Regions from separate parts of the Mus musculus genome. Here regions 2 and 3 are each linked to region 1. The links are chromatin loops, found by intact Hi-C in ENCODE. Cell type or tissue: left cerebral cortex. All regions are shown on one strand. Each heading gives the region's core, and the rest is flanking DNA. Links, peaks and the distances in the headings are about the cores only.

Evidence for each region. Hi-C counts contacts between places; a loop is a spot of excess contacts. Peaks named below come from ENCODE experiments on the same cell type or tissue, not always from the same donor. Only the 100,000 strongest peaks of a DNase experiment are listed, where the experiment ranks them.
Region 2: a loop joins it to region 1, with 6 times the contacts of the local background. A loop is called at or near these places in 2 of 42 quality-filtered maps.
Region 3: it touches region 1 in a loop (2.2-fold over the local background); 3 of 42 quality-filtered maps call a loop at or near these places.

The regions. Positions count from the first base shown.
Region 1 is chr7:29,244,518-29,251,641 of GRCm38, forward strand. It overlaps Yif1b (Yip1 interacting factor homolog B (S. cerevisiae)), which reads left to right. Exons shown (of 8, transcript NM_001110201.1): 4 at 78-156; 5 at 265-322; 6 at 1,149-1,304; 7 at 1,384-1,477; 8 at 2,720-3,015. The coding sequence ends at 2,875. 2200002D01Rik (RIKEN cDNA 2200002D01 gene) reads right to left here and starts at 3,950. Exons shown (of 4, transcript NM_028179.1): 1 at 3,840-3,950; 2 at 3,611-3,723; 3 at 3,380-3,448; 4 at 3,004-3,217. The coding sequence starts at 3,861. The coding sequence ends at 3,077. In left cerebral cortex, for the core only: CTCF peaks have their summits at 419 (motif pointing left) and 3,021 (motif pointing right); a DNase peak (open chromatin) is centred at 2,999.
Region 2 is chr7:29,360,258-29,367,381 of GRCm38, forward strand. It overlaps Sipa1l3 (signal-induced proliferation-associated 1 like 3), which reads right to left. Exons shown (of 23, transcript NM_001081028.1): 12 at 6,294-6,545; 13 at 3,914-4,051. Among named protein-coding and RNA genes, the nearest start is that of Dpf1, 56 kb to the left of the region's middle. In left cerebral cortex, for the core only: a CTCF peak has its summit at 4,006 (motif pointing left); DNase peaks (open chromatin) are centred at 1,469, 3,995 and 4,554.
Region 3 is chr7:29,048,153-29,055,276 of GRCm38, forward strand. It overlaps Ryr1 (ryanodine receptor 1, skeletal muscle), which reads right to left. Exons shown (of 106, transcript NM_009109.2): 71 at 6,737-6,907; 72 at 5,379-5,438; 73 at 4,910-5,047; 74 at 4,437-4,549; 75 at 4,157-4,253; 76 at 3,862-3,968; 77 at 838-889; 78 at 626-700. Among named protein-coding and RNA genes, the nearest start is that of Gm26604, 20 kb to the right of the region's middle. In left cerebral cortex, for the core only: a CTCF peak has its summit at 2,837 (motif pointing right); a DNase peak (open chromatin) is centred at 2,838.

The sequences.
Region 1 (7,124 bases), core at 1-5,000:
CTTGGTACCCGCCAGCAAGCAGGGTGGAAGGACCCCCCCACCCTGGGGTGCTGCCACTACCCCAACTCTCTCCACAGGACTGGGAGGTACAGTACCAACAGGACACCCCAGTGGCCCCCCGCTTCGACATCAATGCTCCAGACCTCTACATTCCAGGTTGTCCCCTCCCTACTCTGCCTAGGCATGTCTGGGATGGATGTTTGGGTGCCTGTGCCCGGGAAGGGCTTCCCTCCTCTGACGAGTGTCTGTGTCTGTCTTCCACAGCCATGGCTTTCATCACCTACATCTTGGTGGCCGGCCTTGCACTGGGGACCCAGGACAGGTAAGGATCCTGGAGCAGGGGAAGACATGGGGATATGGAGGCCAAGAGCCATCAGAGAGGTCTCAGCTCTCCTGTCCTGGGACAGCCCCACCTTGTGGCCAGTCACTCCAGTGACACCTTTCACATGGAACCCATCAAACCCATTTGTGCTAGGCCATCTTTTAAATCCAACCTTCCTTCCTCTTGGCTTCCACCCACAAATCTATTCTTATGTTCACAATCCCCCTAAATAAGTTGCTTCCCACTTTCACCCCTTATAATCTCACTCTAGCAGCAACTAAAAGCTCTAAGAGGTGGGCCTGGCCTCCTCCCTATCCTGAAGCTGTCAGTGGCTCAAAGGTCAAGCAGCTGACCCTGTGCCCCCAGCCCTGCTGCTGCCTCGGGGCCTTTGCACATCCAGTTAGTTCCCTGACACAGGAATGTGCTCTTTCCCTCTGTGTCCCGCACCTGCTCCTTCACTGTGGTCCTCATCCTGTGTCATTTCCTAACCCCTAGGCTGATCAGGCCCCATCTCTCCCTTACAGTCGCCTGTTTCTTCTTTTTTGTGGCATCGAAAACAAGTGTCATGGAACTAGTGGATTCCTTGCTAAGGCTCCAAGATGAAGCAAGGCCCCTTCCCCACCAGTTCTGACTTCAGGCTTCAGCTCAGCTGCCCTTTCTTTATCGGGAGGAACCTTCCTGGTACCCCTCACAGGGCTCTGAGGTCCCCCATCTAAGCCCTGACTTGAGTGTCACTGTCTAGGGACAGACCCAGATCCTTGGTGGTCTCTGTTCCATTGACACAGGGCTGCCCCGGGTGATGCTCAGGGGACATCTCTTCCGGCAGGTTCTCCCCAGACCTCCTGGGACTGCAGGCGAGCTCAGCTCTGGCCTGGCTGACTCTGGAAGTCGTAGCAATCCTGCTCAGTCTCTACCTGGTCACTGTCAACACCGACCTCACCACCATTGACCTGGTGGCCTTCTTGGGCTACAAATATGTGGGGTGAGTGCTCCTGCCCTGCCTGCCAGTCCCAGACCTTGGCCTCTTCACACTGATTCTCCCCTCCCCCCTTCCCCCTCAGGATGATTGGCGGCGTCCTCACGGGTCTGCTCTTTGGAAAGATCGGCTACTACCTGGTGCTTGCCTGGTGCTGTGTGTCCATCTTTGTATTCATGGTGAGTGGGGATCAGGGCGGGCAAGGCTGAGGCCCCAGGCTTCCCAGGCAGGCTTGGGGAGGTCTTTGGAGCATCCAAGTACCAAATCTGGGGGCTAGGAGAGCCTCCTGGAAGAGGCAGACTCTGTGCGCCCTTCTGAGAGCAAGAGCCAGCCTGGATGCTAGGCTAGGGCCAGGGTTGCCCAGTACACAGGCTCTGCTTGGGCTCTCACTCTTACTTCTGTCTCTGTATGCTGGGCTTTCTGCCAATATGCCCCTGAGTCCCTCCAGCTGTGGTAAAATACTGACTAGGGGCCATGTTTGGACTGCCGTGTACTCGGAGTGAATCACCTCCTCTACTTAAGCCTCAGTTTCTTTTGTAAAATGGGATGCCTGGTGACTGCACCGGAGTCTTGGGAGGATTTAGACCGAGCATGAGGGGGAAGCAGAGGGTAACACGGGCCCTGGTCCACAAGCATAAGCCTTGTCATCATGTTACTTTAAGGGAGCTGGGAGATGGCTCCATCAGTAAGGAAGACCTGACTTCAATCCTTGGACCCCACATTAAAAAAAAAAAGAGCCCAAAGTAGATCTATTCTTATAATCTCAGAGCTAGGAATGTGGGGCTCATTGGTACCAGCCTAGCCTACTTGGTAAAGGGTCCTCTAACTCCCACAAATATAGGTACACACACACACACACACCCCCAAAGAAACATCGGGAACAGTGAGGTGGCTAAGCAGGTGAAGGGCGCTCGCTACCAAGCTCCTGCAGGCTGCGCTGACGTGCATACCAGGGCTCAAGTAGATCCATCACCAGGAACTCGAGGCCACCTTGGTCTACATGTCAAGATCCTGCCTCCCAGAGAGAAAGAGCGCGGGAGGGGGAGAAGGAGGGGGAGGAAGGCATCTGAGCCAAACCAAAAAGGAAATAGCTCTTCTAGTTTGTCTTCTGGAGCTGGCGTGTTTTGGGAGTGTTACTCTGTGGTAGGGCACTGGGCTAGTGTCTGTGAGGATCTGCGTTGCGTGAAGGCAACTGTCTCCCAGTAGGTGGAAGCAGCTAGGCCATGCTCTTCAGGCCGGGATCTACAATTCTTAGCCTCTCTTCTGGCCTTTGCCTCTGCAAAGGTTTGCTCACAGGGCTTGGGGGAGGTAGCTATTCAAAAGACCCTTCTAGGAACACAAACTGGAGGCCACAGAGGGGCAGGGACTCATCCCGAGCTGCCTGGCACTTACGGGACCCCCACTTTACCCTTACCACCCAGATCCGGACACTGCGGCTCAAGATCCTGGCCCAGGCAGCGGCCGAAGGAGTGCCAGTGCGTGGGGCGCGGAACCAGCTGCGCATGTACCTGACTATGGCAGTGGCAGCTGCGCAGCCGGTACTCATGTACTGGCTCACCTTCCACCTTGTACGGTGAGCTGCGGCCTGGCCTCCAGCTCCCACACTCATCTCGCTTGACCAGGGCTCCCGCCCTCCAGGCCCGCGCCCTCCTTCCTAGCCAAGGTGCTCATGTCGCCTACTGCACACCCGCAACAATAAACCTGATGGGCTCGGCGCAGCCTCCACTTCTGACCGGCAGAGGGCGCTGGGGAGCGGAAAGGGCTGCAAGTTTAATAAGTCAATGGGGGGCCTTCTTCTCCTTCTTCTCCTTCTCCTTCTTCTCCTTCTTCTCCTTCTTCTCCATCTTCTCCTTCTTCACCTTGGGTTTCTTGGCCTTGTCTGAGGAGCGTTCATGCTTCTTGCAGCCAGCGGCATACTCCTGGAGAGCCAAGGACGGTGGGTAGGAGAGGAGGTGGCCCGGTTGAAAGCTGTACTGGACCCGCCCCACTCACCTCGGCAAGGAGCCTAACGTGACCCTGACCGCAGCGGGGCCTGGGTCTGAGGTGCGAGAGGACACACTGGGAGAGGGACCGTCTCTTACCTTCCCCTCTGCCTCTGAGTCGCTGGAGCTGCTACTGCTGCTGGAGTCGGAGGAGCTGCCAGAGACACGCTAGATGGGGGTTGGGGAGGGAGTGGTTACAGTGAGGACAGGGACCCACTCGAGCAGCTTCCAACCCAAACTGGAAGGCTGATGTGTGGCCGAGGACCAAGGACGGAAGCCAGTTCTCATCTCGGGCCCTCGGGACTCGGTGCCGGTGATGAAGTGACTTACCCTCGGCTTGTGAGCAGCGCCTGCCTCTGGCCCGCCCGGCGCTTTAAGAGGACAGTGTTTGGGGTCTCCCACATGGCCTGCCCCCTCTGGCTTCTTAGAACCAGGGCCCAGGGCTGCGGAGGAGAGGGGAGTTACATGGTTATGTAGGCGACGTAGCTTCCCTTCAGTATTCCCAGGCTCTGAGTCTGGCCCCTTACACAGCAAATCCACCACTCCCCGGGGAACTTACCTGCGGCCAAGTCAAACTCCATGGCGGTGACCAGTCTGGATGGCCGGAAACTTTAGGCAGAGCCTAGGGCAGGGGGTGGGACTGCACGACCTGCCCATCTCAGGAATTCCGCGAAGCCTCACCCTCCGGACCTTTGTCCCTCAGCTCCCTGGCCCTGACTCACTGCACTGGCGCTCCCGGCTCCACCCAGACTTTCCTAAGTGGGAAGTGGGGTTAGAAGTGGCTGTAGGTGTCTGGGAGAAAGGGGGTGAGACTAGTCATCAGTTGGTCCCTTTGCGGGGGTACTTGCTTCCGGAAAGCCGTTCCGTACACTGAACAAAGTTAAAGTGCATTCTGGGAGCAACGAGGTCTGGTTCTCAGCTCCTCCGAGCTGAGATAAGTAGTGTCTGAAGAATTTGGTGGCCAGACTAGTGCGCCCTGGCGGCAGCTGAAAAGCACCAGCAAAGTTGTACCCTGGGGTGGTGGGGTTGAATTCCTAGGCTGGTGCTTGGCAGAGTGCATGGTGGTGAAATGTGTTGCGTTGTTTGGGTAAAGGCAGGTGTCTTAATTTGGGCTGTTAAACATAACAGATTAGTGCTTAAGCAGCAGTTTACCTCATAGTCGGCAAGGCTCGGGGCTGGAAGCTAGGCATAGGCAGGGAGAGAGCCCCAGTACAGAGATGGTCTGCTTCCTGCTTCTAGTCTTGGCTCTCCATGTCTGAATATAAGACCTCCAATTTGGGATATGGCTTCACCATGTGACTTTCGGGAACATCAACATTAGTTCTAAGCTAGGTACTGTAAGCCCACTGCTCAGGAGACTGGGGCAGGGGGATTGAAGACTCTATCATAGCCTGGGCTACACAGCATAAGAGTGCTGGGCTTGGTGACACACACCTTTAATTCTAACACTCAGGAGGCAGAGGCAAGTTGAGTTCAAGGCCAGCCTGGCCTTACAGAGTGAGTTCTGTGCCACCCAGCAATATACCTGACTCAAGAAAATAAGGAGGCTGGTGAGGTGGCTCATTGTGTAGAATTGCCAGGTTAATGAGGTGAATCTAATCACCCGGAACCACCTAAGAGAACTCACGCCTGCACACCGTCTTTGGACTTCCACAGGTGCACATCCAGGCACGTGCACACAAAACAAAACACCCACCTGTATATTCCAAAAGTGAGCGCCCACCTCTCAGCAGGAACAGGTGGCTACTTCAAGGATCAAGGTGGCCATGTGCCACCTTGGATGCCTGCTTAATGTCCATTTGCAGAAATGCCTGCACTGGTCATGCAGGCTCCACGCGTGTCATTCCAGCACATACTTGGTGCTTCCCATTACCTGAAAAACTTTATTTTTAAATGTGTGTGTGTGTGTTTGTGGAGGCCTGCTGCTGTCTGTGGAAGCCATCCTTGGGTTTGAGCCACTAGAACAACAAATACCCCTAACCACCTTCTAGCACCTTACCTCTTTACAGTTTAAATTCTTCCCTATAATGATGTTTGCCTATGTATGCACACCTATTCATGCCTGCTGCCTGAAGCCAGAAGGCAGTACAGGGGTCCCTGGAGCTAGGGTTACCCTTGTGAGCCACCATGTAGGTCCTGGAAATCAAACCCAGGTCCTCTGAAAGAGCAGCCAGTGCTCTTCATCGCTGAGCCACCTCTCTAGTACCCACCCACCCTCTTTTTTTGAGACAGGGTCTCAGGTAGACCTATCTGGCCCATTAGTCAATATACAGCCAGAGCTTGTCTTAAATAGCAGTGGACTCTATCTAAAACTCAACACCCACTCCACCAACCAAAGTAGTAAAGGCAAGGAAAAAAAAAAAAACAAAACAGCAGGGCAGAGGAACCGCTAATGTGTTATGTTGGGGAGGGCTTGGATTTGTTGTTTGAGACAAGGTTTCTCTGTGTAGCCCTGCCTGTCCTAGAAGTATAAGACTAGGCTGGCCTCAAACTCAGAGAGCCAGGCGCTGGGATTGAAGGGGTGCACAAGCACTGCCTAATTTTTTTTTTTTTTTTTTTTTTTTGGATAGGGTTGGATTTTTTGGTTTTGCTTTCCTGAGACAGGGTTTCTCTGTGTAGCCCTGGCTGTCCTGAAACTCAGTCTGTAGACCAGGCTGGCCTTGAACTAAGAAATCTGCCTGTCTCTGCCTACCAAGTGCTGGGACTAAAGGTATGTGCCACCACTGGCCAGCAGGGTTGGATTTTTTAAAGTGAAAACCTCATTGGAGATGTTTGGTTGTGGTTTTGAGGCTGGGTCTCTGATAGTCCAGGCTGGCTTCAGGCTTGCTATGTAAGTGGAGACCACACAGGTATGCCACCATGCTGCACTGGTTTGCAATTTCAAGACTCTACAAACAAGGCTAGTCTGTAAACCTTAGCAAGACCCTGTCCCAAAGGAATAAAAATAAAAGGGGTGGTGGTGGTGGAGGTGTTTCTCAGTGACAGCACTTGCCTAACGTACATGTAGCCCTAGGTTAAATCTTCGGTAAAATGCAAATTTTAAAGTTAGTGGACTGGGCTGGGCAGTGGTGGCGCACGCCTTTAATCCCAGCATTTGGGAGGCAGAGGCAGGCAGATTTCTGAGTTCGAGCCAGCCTGGTCTACAGAGTGAGTTCCAGGACAGCCAGGGCTACACAGAGAAACCCTGTCTCAAAAAACAAACAAACAAACAAAAAAACCAAAAAGCCCCCTCCCCCCAAAAAAGAGAGAAAAGTTAGTGGGCTGGGCATGATGACATAGGCTCTGGAGGCAAATGCAGGAAGAGTTTAAGGCCAGTCTAGTGTATAGAGAGAGTTCTAGGACAGCCAGGGTTACCTAGAGAAACACACTATTAAAAAAAAAAAAGTAAATTAAGGTAGTGTGGTAGGTTCCAGGACTACACAGAGAAACCCTATCTCAAAAAACAAAACAAAAACAAACAAAAAAAGCTAGTGTGGTAGGTACAAGGGTTCACAGGTGCGGGCAGGGATGCCACCCAATGATCTTTGATCTTCAGGGAAGGGAAGTAGATAAGAGGGGTGAGGCAGAGGTAAGGAAGGAGTGGGGCACCTTTGGTCTACAGCATTGGGGTGAGGGTGGGGGCAGGGCGGTGTGAACAGTGCTGACTGTTGGGCCCACAGCTCCTTACAGAACAGGAGGAAAGCCTGTCCAGGCAGAATATAAATTCCGGGAGGGTGGGACAAGTGACTCAGAGTGGTGTGTCCTGTGAATTGGTTTACCTCTGTCCAGGGAGTGTTCTGCTAGCAGACCATAGGGATCAAGGACAGGTACACCTCAAATTACCCCTCACTAAGCAGTCAGGCCC
Region 2 (7,124 bases), core at 1,005-6,004, 120 kb after region 1:
TGGGGTGACAGTTAAATCTCGGTGGCTTAGGGTCTGAGTGTGCTGGGGACACCTGGCCAAGCTCAAAGTCAGGGGGAGAGAGAGGGGATGCAGAGCCATGAATCACAAAGGCCAGGCCTAAGGCACTGGAACCCCAAGAAGAGAGGTGTGGGCTTGGAAGAGCTAGAATCACAGGAGAAAGTCCCAGGGAGGCTGACCCCTCCCCCGCCGACCATGACTGTGACTGTGGGCAGTGTCTCCCCAGGGATCACCCACATGGTGATGATCTGGAAGAGCTCACAATTCTTGGACCAGGAGATGATCTGGGTCACCCCTGGCTACTCTAAGGCTTGACTCCTGTCCAGACTGCTTCCTGGCATAGACATGTTAGCCTAAGGGGTTCACTTTGCTGAGCCCCACTTTTGCTTCTGCCAAATGGGGATTATCAACTTATGTCCTGAAGCTGCTGGGAGGACGCCTGTATCAGTCATAAGACAGATGGCACGGACCAGACTGGAGAACTTGGAAAAAAGATGCATGCAGATGTGTCTAGTCCCTCCATTATTTTTGCTTTAAGTAGCAAACACAAAGGAGAAAGGCTGGCTTTCCAATAAATTGCTGGAGCAATCAGACATTCTTGACAAAAGAGGAAACCTGACCTAGACCTCTCACCTAAACAAAAGCCAAAACAATTAAGAACACTGAGTGCAGTGGCATCCACACAGGTGTTTTTGTGTGTGTGTGTGTGTGGGGGGGGTGGCTGAGGCAGGAGGAGCTCAATATAAAGCTATGCCTGGGATACAGATGGGCAACTTAATGAAACATTGTATCAAAATAAAAAGTTAAAAAAAAAGACCAGAGATGCAGCAGAGTGGAGCCCCTGTCTAGAATCCCCTAGTAAGGGCCTGGGGACGTGGCTCAGTGGTAGAGCCCCTGCCTAGAATTCCCTAGTAAGGGCCTGGGGACGTGGCTCAGTGGTAGAGCCCCTGTCTAGAATCCCCCAGTGAGGGCCTGGGGGCGTGGTTCAGTGGTAGAGCCCCTGCCTAGAATCCCCCAGTGAGGGCCTGGGGGCGTGGCTCAGTGGTAGAGCCCCTGCCTAGAGTCCCTCAGTGAGGACCTGGGGGCGTGGCTCAGTTTCCACTATGAAGGGGAGATGGGTAAGAAAATCAAGGACTTAAAATGCCTAACAGGAAAATGTTTGATTTATATTAGGAGAAAGAATGATAGTTTAGACATCAAAAAAATGTTTTGTTTTGAGAAAGACCCTATGAAGAAGATGAAAAGAAAAACCGAAGGCCGCTCATACAAAGAGTTCTCGAACACTGCAGAGCACTGAGTGAAGCAGAAAATGGGCAGAAGACAGACACATCACTGGAGAGGATACGTAGCTGGCAGATCAGCACACAAGATGCTCAGCAGCGTTGGCCGTCAGAGCAATGCAAATTACGGCGGCAATGAGACAGCACTATGCACCCATCAGAACAGTGAACATGAAAAAAGGAAAAAAAAAAAAAAACCAACCCAGTGGCAATGCCACATGGCAGTGAGACCGCGGAGAGACTGCAGTACGCATATGCCTCGGGTGGGAATGGGAAACGGACTTACCACATGGCAGGCCACTGTGCTGGGCACTGATCCCAGGCAAGTGGAAACTTATTTCTATGCGGAAATGTGTATGCTTGAACATACATGTTACATGTTCACAGCCGGAATATTTATAATGGCCCAAACCTAGAAACTCCCCAAGATTTTTTATTTGGGTAGATGGTTAACCGACTTTATCAACCAGCTGCACCTTCTCTTAAAAAACAAAAACAAAAAACAACAACCCAAGTCAAAACAATAACAAAACCCTTAAACTTCATTTTATGAATGAGTGTTTGCCTGCATGTATATATTTATACCACACATGTGCCTGGTGCCCGTGGAGGTCAGAGGAGGCATCAGGTTCCCTGGAACTGGAGTTACAGACATTTGTGAGCTGCTATGTGGGTGTCAGGAACGGAGCCTGGGTCCTTTGCAAGAGCAGCCAGTGCCTTCCTTAACCGTTCCCTTACTTTTTATTTTTGAGACATGGTCTCACTAAGTTGTCCAGGCTGGCCTTGGACTTACTCTGTATCCCAAGTTAGCTGTGACTTTTTGACCCTCTTGCTTTTGCCTCTTAGGGTTTTGTCTCGTCTCGTCTCGTCTCGTCTCGTCTCCTCTCCTCTCCTCTTCTCTTGTTTTTGCTGCCATTTGCAGTCTCAGTCCTTACAGAGGCCAAGGTGTTGTCCCAGCAAGCTACACATTCTAGAATCTTCTTTGCCTCTCTCACATCCTGCCATTTAGCTCATTCATGCTCCTTCGTCTCTGTTACAAACTTTCATCAATGCCTCCTGGTTCAAATGCCCTCTTCCGGGCATGGTCCTCCTGAGTGGGACCGTGCTCCCCTCCTCGCTGATGTGCTCCTCAGCCATGTGGCTTGTGGGATCTCTCTTCAGCACAAGCAAGGAGGAGCAACAGGAGCCCTGGCCACTGAGTAGGCCAGACATTCCTCTCAGAACTTTACACACCAGAAGCCCCTGGGATGTGTGCTAATGAGGGCTGCACAGCAGCCTCTAGAAGTTTTCAGAGGCTTCCTCTCCCCCTTGACTTTACAGAGGCTTAGCATCCAACATGGCGCAGAGTGGGGCTCTAAGGGCACTGCCTACCAGCAAGGACAGAAACCCAGGGTTAGGTCCAGGAGTGTGTACTTGGATCAGTCCTCCTTGTATAAGAACCTCAGGTTGGTTGGATTAGTCCCTGGGCTAGAAGCAAGTGGTTTGCCTTTTGTCAGCCCCAGTGCCCTGTGATGGAGACGTGGAACAGACCCACAAGCTGCCAATCTTGGAGCAAACTCATGCTCTCCTCACTTGTGCATATGGATATGTGCTATGCCTAAGTAGCTGGCTTCTCTCTATCATAGGTGGCATATCCCTGCAACTGACCTTTGTCTGTCTGTGTCCTCTATCTCCTCTTCCCCACCCTTTTTTTTTTAAATCTCTCTTAACTGGGCTAAGAGAATGGAGATTGTTTGTGGCCACAGTCACGTCAGGGACCACAGAGGGAGCTGAGGGGCAGAGCTTGGGTCAGGCTTCCAGGAGGAGCACAGCTCAGGTTAGGAGGCTGGCCTCTCCTTAGGGATTTCCAGTGAGGAAAAGGCTGGGGCATGCGAACAGACTACATAGAAACCTGAAAGGAGGTGGCTGGTGGGCTAGTATGTGGCATTTCCGGGCCCTTGGTCAGGGACAGCGAGAGGCAGATCTGAGGGCCAGCCGTGCCAGAGGAGACACGGGGTCACTGAGTCTGGGAGGCTGAGCGGACTGAGCACAGGGGTGAGAAGGATTCAAGATGAGAACAGGGACAGGGTGGGACTGCCACTGACACAGGGACTCAGGAGGACCTGGGATCACATTCATGGGGCCTTGAATGGCTACTGTCCAGTCTGGGTCTGCTCCAAAGGTGCCGGAGAGCCATGGAGATTTAGGGAAGATGGCTGATGCTGTCAGGTTGGAGTTGGCTCTAAGGGGGAGGGATGGAACTGGAAAGACCATGTGACCTGGATAATACTGATGGCCTGGTTTTAGTGTGTGGGAACTAGAGACAGATGAAGAGGAGGCTGGGGAGAGGATGGTTTTGCTCAAAAAGCAAACAAACAAACAAACAAACAAACAAAGAGCCAACGACAACTTCTGTCGGAGCAGCTTAGCTCTGATTTTTGTTCTTCTGTTTCTTTGTTCTAAATTTTAAGGAGACATTGCCAATACCCTGGTGGTCGTTTTCTGACCTTGGAGGGGGGAGGTCCATAAACCCCATGACATGGTGGATGAGATAGTGAGGTGCCTTTCCTAAGAAAAAAAACCTGCAGCAGCAATCACCAGATGACATCATTTCAAAAGCAAAGGGAAACTCTGACCTTTCAGGAGAAGGCTTGTATCTTGCGTAGGTGGCAGAGCCTGGGGTGGAGAAGCTCCCAGAAGGCTGTCGGTAGGGAGGGACTCTGTCGGCCCCTGCTGGTGATGCTGCAAAAGGTGTTTCTGGGAAACTGACAGGCCTGGAAAGACACAGGAGAGGGGACAGAGGCAGGGTAAGGAGGCATCCCTGAGGAGGAGGAGGAGGAGGTATACAACACACCTGCCCTTCAAGTCCAGCCAGGTTCTGGCGCCTACCCCCCCTTGGATCTACATGCAAGGAAGAGGGAAGACAGGAGAGTCCTGTCCCCTCCCTCTGTGCTCCTCACCCAGCTTTGCAGCTGGGACAGGGGCCCCTGGGGACAATTCTCTGTCCTTTCCAGGGAACAAAACTGTTCTTCTGCCCCTTCATCTAAGGAAAATTTAAATATATATATATTTTAATTAAAACCTTTTTAGATACATTTACTTTTATTTGTGTATGACCATTTTGCCTGCATGTATATATGTGTACCACATGGGTGCCCGATGCCTGCAGAGGGCATCAGGTCCCTTGGAACTGGAGTTGTAATGGGTGTGAGCCACCGTGTGGGTACTGGGAACTGAGCCCCGATTCTTGGCAAGAACAAGTGCTTTTTTTAAGCACAGAGTCATCTTTCCAGCTCCCTTACTTATTTCTGAGACTGAGTCTCACTATGTAGCTCTAGCTGGCTAGGAACCCACTACCTCGACAAGGCTGGCATTGAACTCACTGAGATCCGTAGCTTGGCTTTGTTACTCTGTGGGTTTCTCTTTCTTTCATGCTTTTCCATCCCTTTCTCCCACCCTTTCAACTCCTTAACACTAGATAAGAAAGAAAAAAGGATACAGAAGAAAGGAAAGAGGCCCCTTAGTAAAGCTGGGGGCAGAGAGGGGATGGCCCTTAGACTACTTCCTGCTGACTACAGCCAAGTTTGAACTTCACCATCAGGATATCTGATTTCTCCTTTTTGTTGTTTCTTCTTTGCACACAACTACTTAACAAACTGCAACCACCAACCACCTGGGGCCTATATACTTGGAGTTCCCAGAATTCCAAATATCACACAACTGCAGAAACTATCTGCTGCAGGCAAAAATCACACCCCTGCTAGAGCACGAGGCAAATCATAGTCAGTTACTGTCTGCAGCAGCCCCATATCCCACACCTGGGAATAAAATGAAAACATAGTTTTATAATAGTGTTTTTTAAAAAGAGACCAAAATTCCAAAATTCTTACAACAGAGATCCAGCTGTCTCTGCCTCCCAAGTGTTGGGATTAAAGGTGTGCACCGCCTTGCCTGACTGTATGTATGTATGTATGTATGTATGTATGTATGTATGTATGTGTGTGTATATATATATATATATATATATATATATATTTTTTTTTTTTTTTGGTAGAATGGGGGCAAGGCTGAGGGCCACATACCCAGCATGCTTCATCTCTTAATATATAATGTATCCAAGTGAGTATCTCAGCTGGGCCTGGTGGTCCAGGGCTGTAATGCAGGCCTCTGAGAGGTCTGGAGCAGGAGGTTTTTCAGTTTAAGGACAGACTGAATAACATAGGGAGGTCCTGTTCTAAAGAAAGGAGAGTGAGCTGAGGATGTACTCAATGGGAGAGCATTTGCCCAGCCAGCCAAAGGACAGAGGTTCAACCCTCAGTATCCATAGACACAAAACAGTATACACTAAATACCAGTATCCAAGTCCCTGAGTTGACTGCCAGCCCGAGAAGCTAGTCCTGCAGGTTCTATTGTTGGCCCTGGAAAAAACCCTTTTTCCAACCTCATATAGAGAACTTTCTGTCCCTGTCCTGGGACCCTTGGGCCAGCCCAGGAGTGGGGAGAGAAGGGAGGAATGAAGGGGAGAGCAGATGGAGACGGAGGGGTAAGAAAGGAAAATGGCCAGGCATGGCACACACCTTTAATCCCAGCACTCCGGAGGCAGAGTCAGGTCGATCTCTGAGTTCGAGGCCTGCCTGGTCTGCAGAGTGAGTTCCAGGACAGCCAGGGCTACACAGACAAGCTTTGTCTCAAAAATCCAAAAACGAGGGCTGGAGAGATGGCTCAGTGGTACTCTTTTAGAGTTCTTGGGTTCAATTCCCAGCACCCACATGGTGGCTCACAACCATCTGCAATAGGATCTGATGCCCTCTTCTGGTGTGTCTGAAGTCAGCAACAGTGTACTCACATATATAAAATAAATCTTAAAAAAAAATCCAAAAAAAGAAAAAAAAAAAAAGGAAAATGACTGAGGGAAGAAAAAGGGCAAGAGCAAGGGTTGGAGAGAGAGAGATAGAGAGAGAGAGAGAGAGAAGGGTGAGGGACACTGGACAGCAGTGGTGCCCTGGGCGTCCTTACCTCTTGCTGTGCAGTGGCTGAGACTCTCGGAAGGGCACCACGGGTGTCTGCTTCGGGAGTCGGCTCAGGGACTGGGCATGGCCGGGAGTGGCAGGGGTGGTCCATTTGGTGGCCGGCAGAGAGTTGTGGGAGGCGGGCCCACTCCACTGCCAGGGAGCATTGCTGCGGTAGGGGGGTCGGCCCCCAGGGGTGGTGGTTTCCGACTCCGTCTTGGGTTCCGAAGCATTCATATCATAGGTCTCTGGCCACCCCCTGGAAAAGCAAGTTTGTTACTTATAAGGTCTGGGCCCACCAGCACCCAGGCCTTCTTTCTGCTTGGGAGGGTCCGGCTGTCTGGGTAACAGTGGGCAATTCCAAACCATGGTGATTCATTTTAAAGCCAGAGTGGTACCTTTCAGGTCAGTAATAGCCATATGAAGCTTACATATGGCTATTACTGCTAGGCCTGAATCTCCTTTTTCCTCCAGGTCTTGGCTTCTCTTCGTCCCCTCCCTTTTCTCTGGCCCAGGCTTCTAATCAGCCAGTGTTTTAAATGGACCAGCCCCTCCTAATACCCCAAGCAGTACTTTGGGCCGGAAAAGCCAATGTCCTCAAAAATCCAAGGACAGTCTCTGCCTTGTTCCCTAGAATTTCAAATACTGCTGCAAGAGAAGCAGGTGACCTACTTTGCAAGGTGGTTTAAAAAAAAAAAAAAAAAGAAAGAAAGAAAAAAAAGAAAGAAAAGCACATGAAGCCCAGAACCCTGGAAATAGAAGCAGGCCCGTGTCTGGCTGGCACATGCACCATAGTACAGAGATCCAGCCTGGGGCATGGGCATCCAAGCTGGGCTGG
Region 3 (7,124 bases), core at 734-5,733, 200 kb before region 1:
ATATATTTTTAAAGGTGTGTTTATTTTATGTACATGTGTGTGCGCACACGCGTGTATAAGCAGATCTGAATGTCTCTATGGACACTTTTTGTATGCATGCAGTGCCCACAGAGACCAGAAGAGGGCACAAGAACCCCTGGAACTGGAGTTACAGGTGGTTTTGAGCCACCATGTAGGTGCTGGGGACAGAAATCAGGTCCTTGGGCAAAGCCAATGTGCTGTTAACTGCTGAGCCATCTCATTAGCCTCTAAACATCTTTTTTCTTTCTTCCTCCCTTCCTTCCTTCCTTCCTTTTTTAAAGTGCAGGTTCCTCATGTCCCCTAGGCTGGCCTCGAACTTATGATTCTTCTGTCTCATCCTTCTGAACACTAGGATGGCAGGTCTCCAACACCACAGCTGGCTGTTGTATTCTACTTTTATCCTTCTCAGATACTTTCTTCCTTGAGAAGCCCTCCCTGGCACCCTCTCACTCTGTGTCTGAGCTGCTGTACCCCTGGAGCTGGCCCCATCTTGGCCCTACCCTTCACCAACGCCTCCCCCTCTGTTGCCACTGTGTGCCCAGGTGCAGCACTCTGGTCACATACAGAGTGAACGGGAGTCAAGAGTTTCCCCCATTCCCCTTACCTCAAAGGACACCTCCACTTCCTCTTCTTCGCCTCCTTCTTCGCCATTTTCCCCGCCCTCCTCCAGGTGGCAGCTCTGGGGAGCAGCATCCGTTGGTGAGAGAGCAAAGTGGATGCCCTGTTCCCCACCCACCTCCCCGGGAGCCCCTTCAGTGTGTGGGACACTGCGGCCGGGGAGATGGGAACACCGGCAGAGCACAGGCAGGAACTCACCTTTGCCATGATGTCAGCGTAAGCCATGTATAGGTAGTCTTCGTCCAGTTTGCTGAGGAGGTAAGCAGAGAGACACACCCAGTGGCAACACCTTGCCAACTTTTTGTTTTTAATTGAGATAAGGCTTCAGGTAGCCCAGGCTGGCCTCAAACTCAATATGGAATAACCCTGAGCCCTTTATCATGGTGCCTGCACCTCCTGAGGCCTGGGATTCCAGCTTTGTCCCATCATGCCTGTTCTTTATGGTGTTGGGGATTGAACACAGGGCTTCATCCACTCTAGACAAGTAATCTACCAACTGAGCCACGTCCCCAGACTTTTGTTTGGGGGCAGATTCTGTCGCTGTAGCCTAAGCTGGCCTTCAACGCTGCTCTCTCATCTTCCTTAGAACTGGGACTACACGTATGCAGCCCCATGTCCAGCTTGAGGTCCATTTTACAATAGAGGTTTCTCTTTGTTTTAGGACGAAGTCAGGCGCTCTTCATGTATTAACCAATTTATCCTCACAGCAGTCCCATCAAGTATATTACCAGCCCCATCTTACAGATGTAGAAAGAGTCACAAAGGAGCTGGAGAGATGGCTCAGTGGTTAAGAGCACTGACTGCTCTTCCAGAGGTCTTGCTGGGGAGGTAACCTACCAACCAATCCCAGCAGCCACATGGTGGCTCACAAACCATCTGTAATGGGATCCGATGCCCCCTTCTGGTGTGTCTGAAGACAGCTATAGTATGCTCATATAAATAAAAATAAATCTTTAAAAAAAAAAAGAGTCACAAAGAAAGACCTGCTGGCCGAGGCTATACAGCTTGCTCTGGAATTCAGCCTACATAGAGTAACAGAGCTACGAGTCTCCCACAGATGGGAAACAAGATACTTGGCTTTTCCACATCCTTTGCAGCCACAGGTGGATGTCAGAGTCTTGACCATGGGCTATGTACATAAGCTTACCAGGGAGGGCGTCCTTTACTGGAGAAAAACAGTTAAAGGTCTTGCTGGGGTGGGGAAGGGAAGGCTGCCCTTTCTTCCTGTCTGGCACATGGTCATGATGTGACCACCCTCCTCTACACACTCCCAATGCCATGCCTTTCCAGCCACAGTCGGCTGAAATCTACTGAAACCATCATCCAAAAACAAATCTTTTGAAACACTGTTCAGCAGTGGCCTCTTAGGCTTGCAATCCTAGCGCTCAGGAGGCTGAGGTGATCCGATCCATATCTGATCCATCCTGGGATCGTTCAAAAAGAACAAAGCCAGGTGGGGTGCGGTTCCAGAACTAGGAGGATCTCTGTGAGTTGCAGGCCAGCCTGGTCTACAGAGAGCTAGTAGACAGGGCTACACAGTGAGACCTTGTCTCAAAAGGTGAGGGAGGGTTGAGGTGAGAAAGGCACATAGTAAATTCTTTAGGCCTTTCTAGTCAGAAAAGTCTCTGTTGACAGGAAGCCTTAATGAGTAGGTGTGGTTACCTTCGAGTAAAACTTCCTTCAAAAAACAAAAGCAAGTGAAACAATCTTTCCTCCCCTTACATAGTTTCTGTGGAGAATGATGTTTATAGTGGCAAGTAAGAAACTGATGCAGACTCCTAAGACCCAAGCTAAGACTGACAGATCAGGATCACCCTGCCCGGCCCCAGACACTCTAGAGCTTGATTTCATGCTATGTGAGAAAAATAAATCCCTGTGAATTTTCATGTCCTCGTTCACAAAATAAAAGGAATTGGTGAGGGTAGTCTGTGTGAGCCAATGTGCATGTCAGGTGCGCAGCATGGTATCAGGCATAATCAACACTCATAGTTTATTCAAGACAGTGCTTCTCTGTGTGACCATGGCTGTCCTGGAACTCACTCTGTAGACCAGAGAGATCCGCCTGATTCTGCCTCATGAGTGCTGGGAGAAAAGGCATGCAATACCCAGAGCCTGGCTAATCTTTAAAGTTTAAAAATGTGTGTGTGTGAGCGTGTGTCTTGGATATATATATGCACTGAGTGCAATACCTTCAGAGGCCATAAGATGGAGCCAGATATCCCCAAACTGGATTTATAGATGGTGGCCAGCAGTTATGTGGATGTTGGTACTGAATATGTGGATATGGGTATAGGGTCCTCTGTAAGAGCCACAAGAGACCTTAACTGCTGTACTATCTCCCCAGCCCCTCAGAAGCATCCTCACAACCATAGTTACTACTAAAATGAATTAATGGCCATTAATTCATTATCAAGTGTTCAAATGAGTTAGAAATGTCTCCATTCCTATCTAGTAGAGAAATTACATATATATTGATTCTCTTCACCCCCTGTAATATCATCCTGATCTTTGTCAGGCAAATGCTTTTATTCCTCTTGCTTTGTTTTGTTACAGCTCTGGGGCGTTGAACCAGGGCCTTGTCCCTGCCGAGCAAGTGTGCTACTACTTAGCTCTATGTCCAGTCCTTAAGCAAGACATGTTCTTTTAATAAACCCACGTGGCATCTTTTGTGAACCCCTCAGACAGGATGTGTTCAGCAACAATATAAAGTACCTGTCTGTCCTCACAGAGTGACACTAAAGAGTCCAATGGTTGGGGACCAGTAAGGTGGTTCAGAGGGCAAAGGAGTTTGCTGCCAAGGAAAGATGAGTTTGATTCCTGGGACTCACACGTGGTTGAGGGAAACAATAGATTCCTGCAAGGTTTTCTTTGACCTCCGGCAGATATGCACACACAATAAACAAATAAGTATAATTAAAAAAATTAAAGGTCAGGTGATTTTTGTTTTAAGGATCTGGGAATATTTCTTTCTTTCTTTCTTTCTTTTTTTTTTTTTTTTTGGTTTTTTGAGACAGGGTTTCTCTGTATAGCCCTGGCTGTCCTGGAACTCATTCTGTAGACCAGGCTAGCCTTGAACTCAGAAATCCGCCTGCCTCTGCCTCCCAAGGGCTGGGATTAAAGGCGTGGCCCGGCCATGTTTGTTTTTTGTTTTTTGTTTTTTGTTTTTTGTTTTTTTTTGGTTTTAGGATCTGGGAACGTTTCTGAGGAGGGAGGAGTCCTCACCTCTTTTCAGTTAGAGCTGTGCGGCTGAAGTGTAGGACCAACTGGTGTAAGGGGTCTGGCTTCTTCTCCTCCACCTCTTCCTCCTCTTCTTCCTGCTCTCCAGCTTTCTGGGGGGATGGGTGAGGGTTGGAGGGGGTGCTTTTTTGGAGTCCCAATCGGTCCCCTTTCATAGTCTTGCTGGACTAGAATTTTGTCTCTTTTCCCAAGTCAAGCCTAAGGGGTCGCGTTTCTCTATGGAGGGCTCCCTTAGTCCCACCCAGCCCTGCCCCTCATCCCCAAGCAGTCCCCAGCTCACCGATAGGTCATCTATCATGCGGTCCTCGAAACTGTGGTCCTCAGTCAGGATCCAGGAGGCTTTGTAGCTCTCCAAGAACATGTTACACGCTCGGTGCCTGCAAGGCAAAGGTCTCCAGACCCCTGAGCCTCTCCTGTCCCCCGCATCCTCCCGCCCCCGCCCCCTGCATCTGCCGCCCTCAGCCCTAAGAATCAACCCTCTTGGTACTCCATCCTCCGGACTCTCGGTCCTTTTTCCTTCCTCCAAGTTCCTGTGCTATCCTCCTTCCTGGATGCCTTACGTGGGCAAGTTGTACAGGGGCGTCATGCGGAAACAGGCCACCACAGCCCTCCGGCGCTGCTTGGACAGAAGTTTATGCCACACCGCCTTCTTGGACTTGTAAGGATGCTCCGTCTAGGGAGTGGGGCAGTCTGTCACGTCTCCTCAGATCATGGCAATGACCCAAGTTCCACCTAACCCTAGCGATGCTGTCCATGTGTGTTCAAGTCTACGTGCAGAGCCGTCAAAGGAAGGCCTAGGCTCCCCACACCCCCGACCCCCGCCAACAGACTCAAGGCACCTTCCAGAAGCCTCACTCTAGCCCCAGTGCTTTATCACACTTGTCCCTAGATGCAGTATGCCCCTTTCCCAGATCCACACCGCTCCATGCTTCCTTGAGAGAAAGGCTCTGTCCCTAGCCCCTCCTATCACCATCTGGCCCCGCCCACAGACCAGGCCCTATGCAAAGACTCGGCCACAGAGGCGCCCGCCCACCTGGTCCAGGTGATAGAGCACTGCGGACACTTCCTGAACTCTGCGCACGATTTTCTCGGGATCATCGGCATCTTCCTCGCGGCCTGGGACGCCGCGGTACAGTGCCATTTGCCAGCGAAGAGATGGTGAGCCTTCCACCTGAAGGGAGTAAGCACCGGGGAGTGACGGCACCTCCCTGGCTGGCTGCACCCCCGCCCCCTCCCCCCGCCAAGCTTAGGAGGTGAATGCGAAGCAAAGTTCCTTCTGCAGAGCTGGCAAGTTTACTCAGTGGGCAGGGGGCTTGCTGCCAAGCCTGAAGACCTGACTTCAACCCCCGAGACCCACATGGTAGAAGGAGAGAACTGATTCCTGCGTCGTCCCTGACTCCTTCTACATGTATGTCAAGACACACTAAATACATACATGTAATTTAACAAAAAGTCCCTCTTCCATGTCGGGTGCTTCACACACTTCCCCTCAAACGACTTACCTTTCCCTGAAGGTTAAGGTTGTTTTGAAGGAATTCACGGACCTCCTCATCTGTATCTTTCTGGGAAGACAAAGCCCACTGGGTCACTCTGGAGGCCTCCCCTTCCACCATGACCCGCAGCCCTCCCCCTTCTAGGCCTGACTTGCTGAGGAACTTGTGTGGGTATGATCTAGGGAAAGTGAGAAGAATGTAACTGTGGGCTGTGGACAGACAGATGTCTAAAGTGACATCACAGGCTCACTCTGAAGGCACGGAGGGGATTAGTGAGCCTGGGGTGTGTGTGACAGTCAAATAGCCCAAAGAGGGATTTTTCTAGGGGCTGAATAGAGTGTGTTGTCTTGGAGGATCAGGAGAGGTGAGGGGGATACAAGGAGGAATGGCAAGGTCAGCAGAGATTATAGGAAGTTGGAGAGGCCAATTAAGTGTCCAGCTACACTGGGCCAGTGGGAGAGTTAGCCGGTGAAGTAGGGCCGTAGGGGTTGTGGGGGCTCTGGAGGGTTCTATAGGGTCCCAAGTACTCAATATCTCCTAGGAGGTTAAAGTTGAGGCGTGGCCTTCGGAGACCCTGAGAAGAGGTTGCTGCAAAATGAGGGAAGAAGTCAGGTGTCTTCAGGACCCTGGGGTGGAGGTGGGGTAGAAAGCTGCCAGATGCTTAGAGGGGTCCTGTGCCAGAATCCTAGAGGACTTCTCAGGGTTACTGAGGCTGGAAAGCATCTTCTCACCATTTTATGTAAGGGAGACGTGGGCCCTAAGGAGCTTTCTTGGTGTCCAGGCTACCTTAAGAAGTTCTGGGGGGTTGGATTAATTGATCCCTAGGACCCTTGAGATGCCAGAGGTTGGGAGTGGGGGTCCTGGGGCAGGGGACATTAGGACTCTGAGAGGCTTTGACTCATAAAGGGTCACTGGCTGCCAGCAGAGGCCTGAAGACAAAAGGAGGTGAGCTGAAAAGTCCCATAGGACCCCAGACCTTCAGTCGTGAGGAGGAGTTACAAAGAGTTCATTTAGTCTCAGGGGATAGTTCAGACTTCAGGTGTCTTGGGGGTGGGGGCAAGGCGGTTTCATGGCTGTGGGAGGAGAGGCCCGTGAAGTCCTACAGAGCTTATTGGGGTCCTATAAGCTATATTGGTCTTTGGTTGCATTTAGGGATTAAACTGTATCCCTGTCCTTAGATTTCTTGGATGGAGTCCTCCACATCCTAGCGCAAGGTTCAGAACATCCTTGAGGGTTCGGTAAGTGTCTGACGTTCTGGAGAGCTTTGGGGAATGCTACATCAGGATTCCGAAAGTCTCCATTGGATCTTAGGGGTTCCCTGGGATCCTAGAAACAGAGTAGGGTACTGGGTGGGGCTGGATAAGCACCAGGGCATAGCGGGCTTTGGCCAGCACAATGAGGTCCTGGTCGGTGGGAGCACACATGTTTAGTCCGATCGGCAACATCTTCTTGAGTGTGGCCACGATCAAGGATGTCTGCACGGAGTAGCGGTCCCCCCGGCGCTTCTTCTTGGTGCGTTCCTGATCTGAGCCACCTGACTGTGGGGACACAGGGTTCAGTGCTTGCCCAAGTCCCCACCCCACCACCCCAGCACCAACCACAACCTATAGCTACTTTATACAACCCAGCATCTAACCTGGTTGCCAAGCAACCTATTTTCACCTGGACCTTGCTCCTCCTTGTGCCACAGCCATGACCATAGCCCCACCCCTGGTCTGATTCCTGCATTCCGGCTTCTAACTAGAGCCCTGGTAT